Regions from separate parts of the Homo sapiens genome. Here region 2 is linked to region 1. A link is a loop called in an ENCODE intact Hi-C map of the cell type or tissue named here. Cell type or tissue: B cell. All regions are shown on one strand. Links, peaks and the distances in the headings refer to the core of each region. The heading gives the core; the rest is flanking DNA. Region 1 overlaps CD55 (CD55 molecule (Cromer blood group)). Region 2 holds the start of CR2 (complement C3d receptor 2).

What was found. A loop is a pair of places that touch in the nucleus more often than their neighbours do. Peaks named below come from ENCODE experiments on the same cell type or tissue, not always from the same donor. Only the 100,000 strongest peaks of a DNase experiment are listed, where the experiment ranks them.
Region 2: it touches region 1 in a loop (18-fold over the local background); 5 of 110 quality-filtered maps call a loop at or near these places.

Annotation. Positions count from the first base shown.
Region 1 is chr1:207,334,540-207,337,039 of GRCh38, reverse strand. It overlaps CD55 (CD55 molecule (Cromer blood group)), which reads right to left. Exons shown (of 10, transcript NM_000574.5): 7 at 222-347. Among named protein-coding and RNA genes, the nearest start is that of CD55, 14 kb to the right of the region's middle. RefSeq lists enhancers at 409-488, 529-588, 979-1,048, 1,099-1,148, 1,159-1,338. In B cell, for the core only: a CTCF peak has its summit at 1,038; a DNase peak (open chromatin) is centred at 979; H3K4me3 peaks cover 1,742 bases; H3K27ac peaks cover 2,500 bases.
Region 2 is chr1:207,450,664-207,459,094 of GRCh38, reverse strand. It overlaps CR2 (complement C3d receptor 2), which reads right to left and starts at 4,767. Exons shown (of 20, transcript NM_001006658.3): 1 at 4,619-4,767. The coding sequence starts at 4,676. RefSeq lists silencers at 4,209-4,318, 4,699-4,928. In B cell, for the core only: a CTCF peak has its summit at 4,425; DNase peaks (open chromatin) are centred at 3,844, 4,364 and 4,844; H3K4me3 peaks cover 1,901 bases; H3K27ac peaks cover 1,894 bases.

The DNA of each region.
Region 1 (2,500 bases), core at 1-2,500:
TGGTAGGGTTCCTGTAGCTGAAACATTTACTATGGTGTGTCTTTGAGGTGTTGATGAGACTCCTGTAGCTGGAACATTTATTGTGGTGGGTTTCTAAGGTGTTGGTGTGACTATTGTAGCTGGGACATTTACTGTGGTGGGTTTCTGAGGAGTTGGTGGGGTTCTTGTAGCTGAAACATTTTCTGTGGTGTGTTTTTGAAGAACTGATGGAGTCTCTGTACCTTGAGCATTTGGTGTGGTGGTTTTTGTGGTGGTTTTCTGAGAAGTTGGTGAGACTTCTGTAGTTGGAACATTTACTGTGGTAGGTTTCTGAACTGTTGGTGGGACCTTGGAAGTTAGAGATTTTCCTGTGAAAGAAAAGGTTGAGAAACAAGTTAGCTAAATATTGCTGGCCACATTAACATTCTTAGCCATTGCTTGCTCTGTGGCTATCCTTTCTCTCTCCCCACAAACACCTAGGTATGACTTTCAGGAAACCAACTCTTATTGAGTATTTCTCAAGGAGCTGAAGTTCTAAGTTGCGTTTGCTTTGATATAAATTATACCTATGGGTAACTAAAGAAGACTTATACCAAAGTATACTGAGGTGCTTAAGCTGCTTCTTGTGAAATAAACAAATCAAAGAGTCACTAGTGATCTTATTCTGTGGCACATCTCTATTTTGTCTCCCAAATTATCTTTTGTGCTAATACTAAAGAACAACAGGATGTTGTTCTAGAACAACTAAGCCAACAGAGACAGTCACAGCCTTTTCTATCACTTAACCTTAATGAGCCTGAGAATTTGTTTTGTTTCACGTCTTGTTTAAAGTGATACTCGAGTCTGAGTAAAAATAACTCCTTTTAATTCTCTTGTGCTGGTTACCAACTTTCCATACACCAGTTCCTCTTTAGATTTCAGACTAGATAACAAGTCAGGTGAAACTTTCATTAAGAACATATTCTGAAAAGCATAAATCTAACAGCAGAGCAACTTTTTCAGTCTTCAGAGCCCAACTGCCATTGGGTCACTTATACAAAGTCCCCTGTTGAGGCAGTATTGGGTAGTGCCGAAGCCTGATTTCACCACGTATTAGTGAGCTCTAGCAAGTCCCTAACCCTTCTAAGCTATAGTTTCCTCATCTGTAAAATGAGGATAAAAGCAGAACAGATTGAGTAATTATTATTGAGGAAGGATTAAGGGAAATAATTGAGTAAGCTATTTCACAGTGTCTGTCCCTGAAGCAAGAGATTACATCATCCAGGATGACTGTTGCCAGCCCCATCACACACGGGATGCCCTAGGAACTCAGATGGTATCGGTCATTTTTTTCTGCCTCCTAACCTATCTCACAGGCTGCTATAAGGGATAAATTGAGTAAAACGCCTAGCAGGTAACAGCATTTAGCAGGCACTCAAACAATGATAATCATTATTAAGATAAGTAAAGTTTTTTTATGAACTTTTCATTCTAAGACCCTCCTATATAAAAACTATTCTAAATTATTCTTTGTTCTATCAAGTTAGTTCTCAGTTTTGATCCAGAGAATGTATATACTACCTTAGAGTTTAAATTTCCTAGAAGTTAATTTTTTAGTTATCTTTTCGTTACTGACATCTAGTTTAATTCCACTGTGGCTAGAAGGTATGCTCTGAATAACTTCAATCTTTTGCAATGTATTGTAGCTTAGAGCCCAGCAAAGGGTCAATTTTGGTAAATAGCCCATGCGCACTTGAAAAAACATACCTGTCATCGGTCCTAATAGATTCAATGGTCTCATATGTATATATGTTTAATTGTTGCTCAGATCTTTAGTCTCACTGATTTTTGGTTGCTTGTCCTATTAGCTATTGAGATAGGTGTGGAATTTTCTAACTATGAGTGTGTATTTGTCTATTTTTTCTGTCCATTTTTGCTACATATAGATTGAAGCTATTTTATCAAGTACATATAGATTCCAGATTATGATATATTACTGTTGAGTTGGCCTCCTTATCATTATGAACTGTTTCATCTTAAAATATACATTGATATTAATGTAACTGTGTCAGCTTATTTTGAAGGGTTAATATTTGCATGGTATATTTTTCCATCCTTTACTTTCAACTATTCTGTGTTCTTGTAATTAAACTGTGTCTCTTGTAAATAGTAAAGAACTAGGTTCTTTTTAAAATCTTTTTAAGTCTGACAATCTTGGTCAAATTGCACTTAACATAATTACTGACATACTTGGGTTTATATCAACAACCTTATTAGTTTTCTATTTCTCCCATCTATTCTGTGTTCCTTTCTGCTTCTCTCTCTCTCGTTCTCTTTTGGATTAAATATCCATTATTATTCTTTTATTAGCTTGTGATTTATGTATTCTTCTGTCATTCATTTGTAGCAACCCTAGAGATCACAATATTTATTAGACTATAAGTCAATTATGCAAACTATCACTTTTACCACCTTTTCAGTACTGCTAGAACTGTGTAACCTTTAAATGAATTTACCTCTTTCTGCCTTTCGCATTGTTATT
Region 2 (8,431 bases), core at 3,365-5,864, 120 kb before region 1:
ATGTAATCCTCATATTTTTCCTTTAAAAACCTTTGTCTTCTTTTACTTCCTTGAATATACACACAATTCATAATCACACACATATTCCCATTGCAATGTTCTATTCCCAAACAAATATCTTTTTTTTTTAGGGTCTTTCCCTGTTTGTTATTTAGTTTAACAACAGTTATGCATATTAACCAAAGTTCAGTCCTAAGCACAGGAGATGTATCTGTGAACATCAGAGACAAGGTTCCCACCCTCATAGAATTTATAATCCAACAGAAAGAGACAGACTGTAAATAGATACCAGGAAATAAATAAGAAGGTGCTGAACATGAAATATGAAATAGAGTGATATGTCACAATGTAATGCACTGGAAGGAGAAGGGACAGGGTGGCATGCAACTTCAGTTATGATGGTTAAGGAAGGCCTGTGAAAAGGCAACATTTAAGTTGTGACTGAAGGACAAGAAGGAAGAAGGAAGCAGCCAGGCAAATTGCTGGGTACAAGTATTTTAGGCAGAGGCCTAACAGGAGGAATGGATTTGGTATGCTCCAGGGACAGACAGAAGGCAAGTGTGGCTGGGATGCAATGAGCAAAGCAGAATGGTCCACGATCAAGTCAGAAAACTCAGCAGGAGGGATCATGAAGGGCTTTTTAGACCACAGATATGTGAATATTATCCTGAATAGAAGTCATTGGAGAGTTCAAGCAGGAGAATCACAAGGCCTGACTTACATTTTTAAAGGAATATTCTGGCAATTGGGTAGAGAGTGGATCGAACTGCTTACTTTTAGAAGCAAAGAGTACAGTTTAGGGCCAAAAAAAAAAAAATGAAGCTTGGCAAAGGATTGAGCAGTGGATATATTTTAGAAATAGAATTGGCAAGATTTTTTGTTGTTTTACATGTGGGGCTGAGGAAATGGGAGGATTCCTGACTTCTAGACTTCTGACTTGGGCTACACAATTGATAGAATTACCCTGTTCTGAGGATGGAAAGCCTGAAAAAGGAGTGTGTGTGTGTGTGTGTGTGTGTGTGTGTGTGTGTGTGTTGTGGCCTTGAGGTAGGGAATTGTGTTCAGAATCATTTCCATTCAGACTTGGTATATCTAACACACTAGGCATCCACATCAAGATGCCAAGTAGGCAGTTTGCAGCTCAGGAGAGAGGACAGAACTATAGATAATAAATATGAGTCATCAACATATAAATAGTATTCAAAGCCATGAGACAAGATGAGTTGAGGTTTTTTAGGAAGAAGAAATGAAGAAAGAAGAGGCTCAGGGCTGAGCCCCAAGACCCTCTAATATTTAGAGATAGAACAAAAAAGACTAAGAGACAACAGGGAAGTATGGAAAAAACAGGTAAGAGTGTCTTGGTTTGGAAGATGAGAATGATAATGGTTTCAAGGTAAAGGAAGTCATCAGTTTTTGCTGAAAGACTGAGAAAGATTAACATAGAAAAATGACCATTGGATTTATCAGCATAAGGGTCAGTAGCGACATTGCAAGAAACAGCTTCAGGAGACTGTGGGGAAGAAGCCTGTCTGAAGTGGAGAAGGAGATAACGAAATTTGAGTAAGTAGTCAATGAAAAGTTTTGCTGAGAAGAACAAGAAGAGGGACAGGAAAATGGAGTTCCAGTGGGTCATGAGAAGGTCCATAAAGGATTTCCTGGGGTATACTTAAATGCTGGTGGGGATGATCATACAGAAAGAGGTACATTGATGATGCAAGGTAGGAGATATCTGCAGAAGTAAAGTCCTTGCAAAGGCAAGAGGGTATGGAACATGATCATGAATACAGGAAAAGGAGCTGAATTTGTCAGCAGAATGGATACTTCTTTCATTGTTATAGGAGGAAACATACCAAGATTTCAATTCATATTTATTGAATTCCAAATTACAGGCTATTGATAGGAACTCAAATCAGGAAATAAGGCAGATTAAGGTCTTGCACTCATGGAACTTGTATTCCAGTGAGGGAACAAACAACAAACAGGTACATAAATAAGGAAGAAGGTTTTAGATGGTGATAGGTGGTCTGTAGAAAATAGAACACAGTTTTGTATTGGAGAGTACCCTGGAATATGGATACTTCAGACAAGAGTCAGAGAAGCACAACAGAGGGCTGAGCCTTGAATGTCAAGGAGACAGGCAAAGAATAATTTGTAGGAAGAGCATTTCAAAAGAGAGAATACCTAGTGCAATTGTGCTCAAAGAATAAAGAGAAGGCCAGTGTGGCTGGGGCAGAGAGAGTGAGTGGGGTACAGAGAATTTCAGGGAGAGGCAGAAGGCCTCAGACTGGAGAATAAGGGGTATGGGTTTTATTCTAATGTGACGGGAAGGCCTCAGCAGGTTTTCTGCAGTGGAGAACAAAATCTGATTCTAGATGGAGGTAAGTTTGTAAGTTGGTAGGTTTGTAGCCGATTAGAAAATGGGAGCATTCTTGTTTCATGGTTTTGTTTTCTCAGCATAGGATAAAGTTAGGTGGCCACTGAAGGCTTGAGTAAAATCTAGAAGTGTAGGAAATTTGAAACTGTTTATGCAAATAGACAAAAGGAAAAATAGGAAAACACTAAAAAGGAAATTTGCTTCCATTGACTTTGCTTATAGCAGTGTGCCCTATAGATACTTGTTGCAGAATCTTCTAGAGTGATTGTTAAACCTCAGCTTTCCTGTGCTAACTCCAAACCTATGAACCTCTGGAGGGGGAGGTGGAACCAGGAACCTACATTTTATAAAGGTACTTTAGTATTTTATTAAGCACACTCAAGTGCAGGAACTGGCCAAGAGATGATGTGTGGAGAGCATGCAGTAGCAGTAAAAGTTAGCAGTGGAGAGTGGGCAAAGCATGAGCCATGGGAGACAGGTGGGGAAGACCATGAGCAGCGCATACAAGACAGGCAGCTGGAGAAATCAGGGGGTGTGAGCTTCGGTGAGATCCCATTCCAAAGGGCTAGAAAGGCTGAAGACACCAGATTTTCTTCCACTGGAGGCCTTTTAGATTTTTGAACAATGGAGTGAAATAATGAAAATATATATATTTCTTAATTTTTTGTTTTCATAATTGGAAAGTGACCTATAGGTCACTCTTTAACCTTTCCAATCATAAGAACCAAAATCTCTTAAAAGAGATGAGGTTGTTACACAGGTAATTATAATGCTTAGGATGGGAATACTGGTACAAAAATGAGAAATGGACAAACAACAGAAGCACAGTAGCTTGAATGGCTGATAGGTAGACCTGGTATTTCATGGGGCTCCAGTTAAGTGACCTACATGATGCTGCTGCTGTGGCCCTGAATTGGCAGGACTGGTGAAGAATTTGATTTTCAGTTGATAATATCCTCTTTGAAATTTAGAAATAGGTGAGAAGTCAGGGACGTACTCTGCTCTTAGAAAAAGTGTGAATATACATTTGTTCAAAGGGAGTTAATATGCAGAAAAAGAAAAGAGATGAAGATAATGGTCTGGAGAAAGGTTTAAGGGTCAGGAGACAGTAAAATGTCAGGAAAGCAAAAAGTTGTAATAAACTAATATGTGCTGTATTCCAGACACCTCAATAAGCTGGATGTCCATAGAAACAATTGGACACCCAGCTTGTTAGCTTAAATGCTGGCTCCATAAAATCAAGTCTGTACAGGAGGCTTATTACTGATATTTAGTAGTAACGACTAACATCCAACTTTCTTTGCTTAGTTTCATCTGTGCTCAGGGCAGCTCAGTGAGGTGGAAGGCCAGTTAATCACTAGTTTCATTTTACAGATGAAGAAACTGAAGATCAGGGAGCTAAATGACTTGCCAAAAGTCACCCAGTTATTGAGGTCTGCACACAGTAAACGTCTTATAAACTAGGAATGCACGGTACCGTGGAGATAATTAGAAACTTAGACCCATCCTGTAGCCAAGAGACGCTAATCTTAATTATAATCTTTCTTTAAAATCAAGCCAATCTGGAGGAAAAAAAGATATAATAAACGGTGAATGAGACCTTTGCGGACGTCCACACCATTACAGTAGGTTAATAACAAGAAGAAAACAATAGTTTTAATCCATGTCTCAAAAATAACTACGGATGGTTAATGTTTAGGATCTCTACCAATATCACATTAGAGTTCAGAAAATCTGAGACCCATGCTTGGGAACCAGGTCTTACTCTTATTTAGGGAAGGGAGCCGAGGTTCTGCCGCTTTTGCTGGGCAAGAGCGCGGTTCGGGTGTACAGAAACAGCCTCACGTGGCTAGCTGGTGCCTCATGCAGTGGGTAGGTTTCCCGTGGCGAGCGGTAGCGCTGACCGCCGGCCAGAGAGCGATGAGCACCTGCAGAATCCTGGGGGCGGGGAGCCCGGCAGGAGACCGCGAGCACCCGCACGCCGCCAGCCACACCGGGCCGACCAGACAGCGCCCCTCTGTGGCGCAGCCTCCAATTCTGGAGGTCCCAGCTCCCGGAGGGGCCAGTGGGGACAATCAGGACCAGGCGGTTTATTGCAGTGGTCCCTCAAAGCTAGCGGGAGGCGGACACGCGTCGAGCACTGCCCCCACCGTCTCGCTTTTGGCCCCCTGCTTTGCATCGCGGCACAGAAACTTTCCCTGCCCGGGACGCGTCCCCACCTCCGTGCTCCCCCTCCCAGCTCACCGAGGACCCCCGGTGCGACGAGAGCCAAGAAAACCCCGAGCAGGCCCGCGGCGCCCATGCCACGGCCGAAGCCCCCGCGGCGGGATGCGTTCCGAGACCCGCGAGCGTCCGGCAGCTCTGGGAGGGCAAGGCTGGAGCAGCAAGCAGCTGTGAGCCAGGAGAGGCGGGCCCTTAAATAGTGTCCGGCACACGTGCTAGTTCTGAGCGCACACCTGCAGGCGGCCTGGGGGCTGACGCGGCGCCGGTGAGGGTGGGACAAGCGGGAGGGACGGCCCGGCACGAGGTGGGCGGGGAGCTCTGAGCCACTCTTTGGCTCAGACTCACCCCTCGTTGCGGTGGCTTCCCCACTTTTTTGACCACGCAACCCACTACACTCACTTGTTTCTCTTACTAGAACTTAAACAAAACTTTCACAAGTTAGTACTCACCCTTAGTAATCTACAATGTTCGTCCTCTGTGCCATGCTGTGTTATGCTAGACTAGGCTAGGCTATCCTATTCTTATTAGAAATCCACCAAACTCATTTCAAAACCTATTAGTGGATTCATCTCCCAGTTTGAAAAAGCAGTGTAAGTTTACTTAGGGAATTTAGGAACAGCAGCCACTTCTGCTCTGTTCTTTATTTTGAAGTAATCTCTACAGAAAAGTTTCAAGAGTACTGCAGAGAATTCCCATATACTTGTCACCCAGATTCTCTGCATGTTAACATTTTGCTGTATTTTCTTTACCATTCTCTATTCTTTCTCTATAGACATATATGTACATATATGTGATTATATAATTATAATTATATAATTATTACTTTGGAACCATCTAGCATTTATTCCTATTCTAAATGGTTCACTAAGGACTTTCTGTTCCATAACTAGAGTGCAATGATCAAAAATAAGAACTTAACATTGACACAAGACTATAAGCTACCATCTGTATTTAAATTTTGACAATCATCTCAATAACCTGTGTTATGGTAAAAACAATAACAACAATAGAAACCAACCTTTGTTTTTCCTGGTCCAGAATCATTTCAGGATCATGTATTGTGTTTGATCATTATGCCTTCCCCCCACCCCCAGTTCTTTATTCTGGAAAAATGTCCTCAGCATTTTTGGTATTGCATGACCTTTACATTTTTGACGAATACACCACAATTATTTTTGGAGAATGACTTTTAAGTCCGTTATCTATTATAATAACAAATTACCCTGAAGGTAGTGGTGTAAAGCAAGAATAAACATTTATGATCTCACAGTTTCTGTGGGTCGGTCAGGTGGTTCTGGCTTGGGATCGCTCAGGAGATTGCAGTTAAGACACCAGCTGGAGGTGCAGTCATCTGAAGGGTTAACTGGGATAGGCGAATCCACATCTAAGATGGCTCACTTACCAGCCTTTGGCTGGAAGCTTCATTCTTCACCACGTGGATTTTGCCATAGGGCTCGCTGCTTGTGTGTTGAGTGTCCTCGTGACATGCCAGCTAGCGTCTCTGAGAACAAGAAAGAAGAAGCCATAATGTCCTTTGTGACCTGTCCTCAGAAATCACAATATGTTAACTCCAGAATATCCAATTGATTGTACAGATCAGCCCTTTTCAGTGTAGGAGGGCAGTATACGTGGATGGTAATGTCAGGAGACAGGATCACACCCCACAATTTGGATTTGTCTATCATTTCTTCATGATAGATTCAGGTTATTGAATCTAATTATTTGACAGGAATACCAGAAAGGATGTCTTATCCTTACGGGGAGGCATATGTTGTCTATTTGTCCTATTACTGGTGGTGGTAACTTTGATCACTTAGTTAAGATGGTGCCTGCCATGTTTCTTAGTGTAGACTCAGTATTTTTCCCTTTGTAATTAATAAGTATTTTATAGGGAGATACTTTAAAACTATGTAAATTCCTCATTTTTTCATCAAATTTTTACCCACAAATTTTAGCGTCTATTGATGATCCTTTCTTGAATCAATTTTTACTATGATGGTTGTCAAAGGGTGTTTTTTCCTAATTTAATAATTACTTCTATATTCATCTGTTGGCATTTTACTGTAAATAAAAGTTTTCCCTTCTCTATTTATTTATTCATTTATCTATATCAGCATAAACTATATCAATATGAATTTTATTTATTTACTCAATGGGTCATAATTCATGGCTACCATTATTTATTTTGATGCTTAAATTCTCCCTGATCGGGCCAGTGGGAGCCCTCAAAATAGTTCCTATGTCATTTTGACTTGTTCTTATTGTTCTTTGAGCACTTCCTTACTTTCTGGCACACACACAAAAAAAAATGCTCCAGACTCACCTCTAGACCTGACACTGGAATTTGCTGTTTCTCCAAGGAATGCTGGTTCTTTCTGGCAGAGAATGGCATTTAGATGCCAGAATTGGATGCTAAGTGTGTTCATTTTTATTGGAGTATCATTGTTTCCGCACCCTCTCAGCAGACAGAGCAAGGATATGTATTATATATATATATGTATATCCATTCCCATATCTATATTTATATATGTCATGAATTCACAGTGATTCTTCCAATTTCAGTCCGTTAGCATAGAGTTCATTCTGTCCTTCCCTCTTTCTGCATGTGTAACTCCCTTCTTCAACAGTGAGACACCTAGATCCACAATATATTTACTTATTTGCTTAATCCTAGAATACACAGAAAGAAGTTTAAAATTGCTATTTCTATACTATGATGGAAATCAAATCTACTCGTTTTTAAAGTTTTATTTTGTTTATAGCCCGAAAATATAAAAACAGCATTGTTGTGTTCCAAAGTTACTCAGATTATTCCCCCTCTTCAGTGTGATTGTTATTCATTCAAAATACTGTTAATTTGTTTCTCTTTGTATTCTATTTTAGTTTCCCCTCAATCTTTTTGATTTTTTTTTGCTTAAATAAAACATTAACGTAGTCCCAAATGTCAGATTGATATAAAAAGACACAATAAAAGGGAAATGTCACTTCTCTCCATCACCTCTATCCTCTCCACCATAGGTACTCAATTTCAGTAGTTTCTGGTTTGTCCTTAGTTTTGCTCAAATGAGCTGCTACACATTTGTCTTCTTAGTTCTCCTTTTTTATTACATTTTAAAAGCATGCTATAGGTATTCTTTTGCACATTTCTTTTTTAACTTAACAAATATGCTGGAATCCACTATTTCCTACAAATTCAAATATTCCTCATTCATTTTTACAGTTGCATGCAATACTTCACTGTGTGGATATGCCATAGTTTATTCAACCATCTCCCTATGTATGGACAGTTTGGTTGTTTTTAATGCTCTAAAGAGTAACTTTGTGAATATTTATTTTTCTGCTGTTAGAAGCATGTCTTCAGTTCAAATTCCTAGAAGTGGGATTGCTGGGTCAAATGGTAAACACATATGTAGGTTTGTTAGATATTGCCAAATTTCCTTAATAAGAGTTGTACCACATATATTCCTACAAAACTGTGTGAGAGCACCTCATTAATCTAATGTGCTGTCATCATGGTTTTAAATTTTAGTCAGTCTAATAAATGAGACATTTTATCTCAGTGTAGCTTTAATTTGCATTCCCTATGAGTAACGCTGAACATTTATAAAATATATTTTTATCATGTATATTTGCCTTTTCCTCTCTCAATGTTTGAGACTTATTTATATATATTAGGATTGTTATTCTGGATGTGTTTTGCAAATGTTTCCTCCCAGTTTGTCAGTTGTCTTTTGACTTTGTTTATGGCATCGTTTTGCCTTGTAAGCATTGTCTGTTTTAATGCAGTCAAGTTGATAAATCTTTTCTTTTATTGCATCTGGATTAGGAGCCATG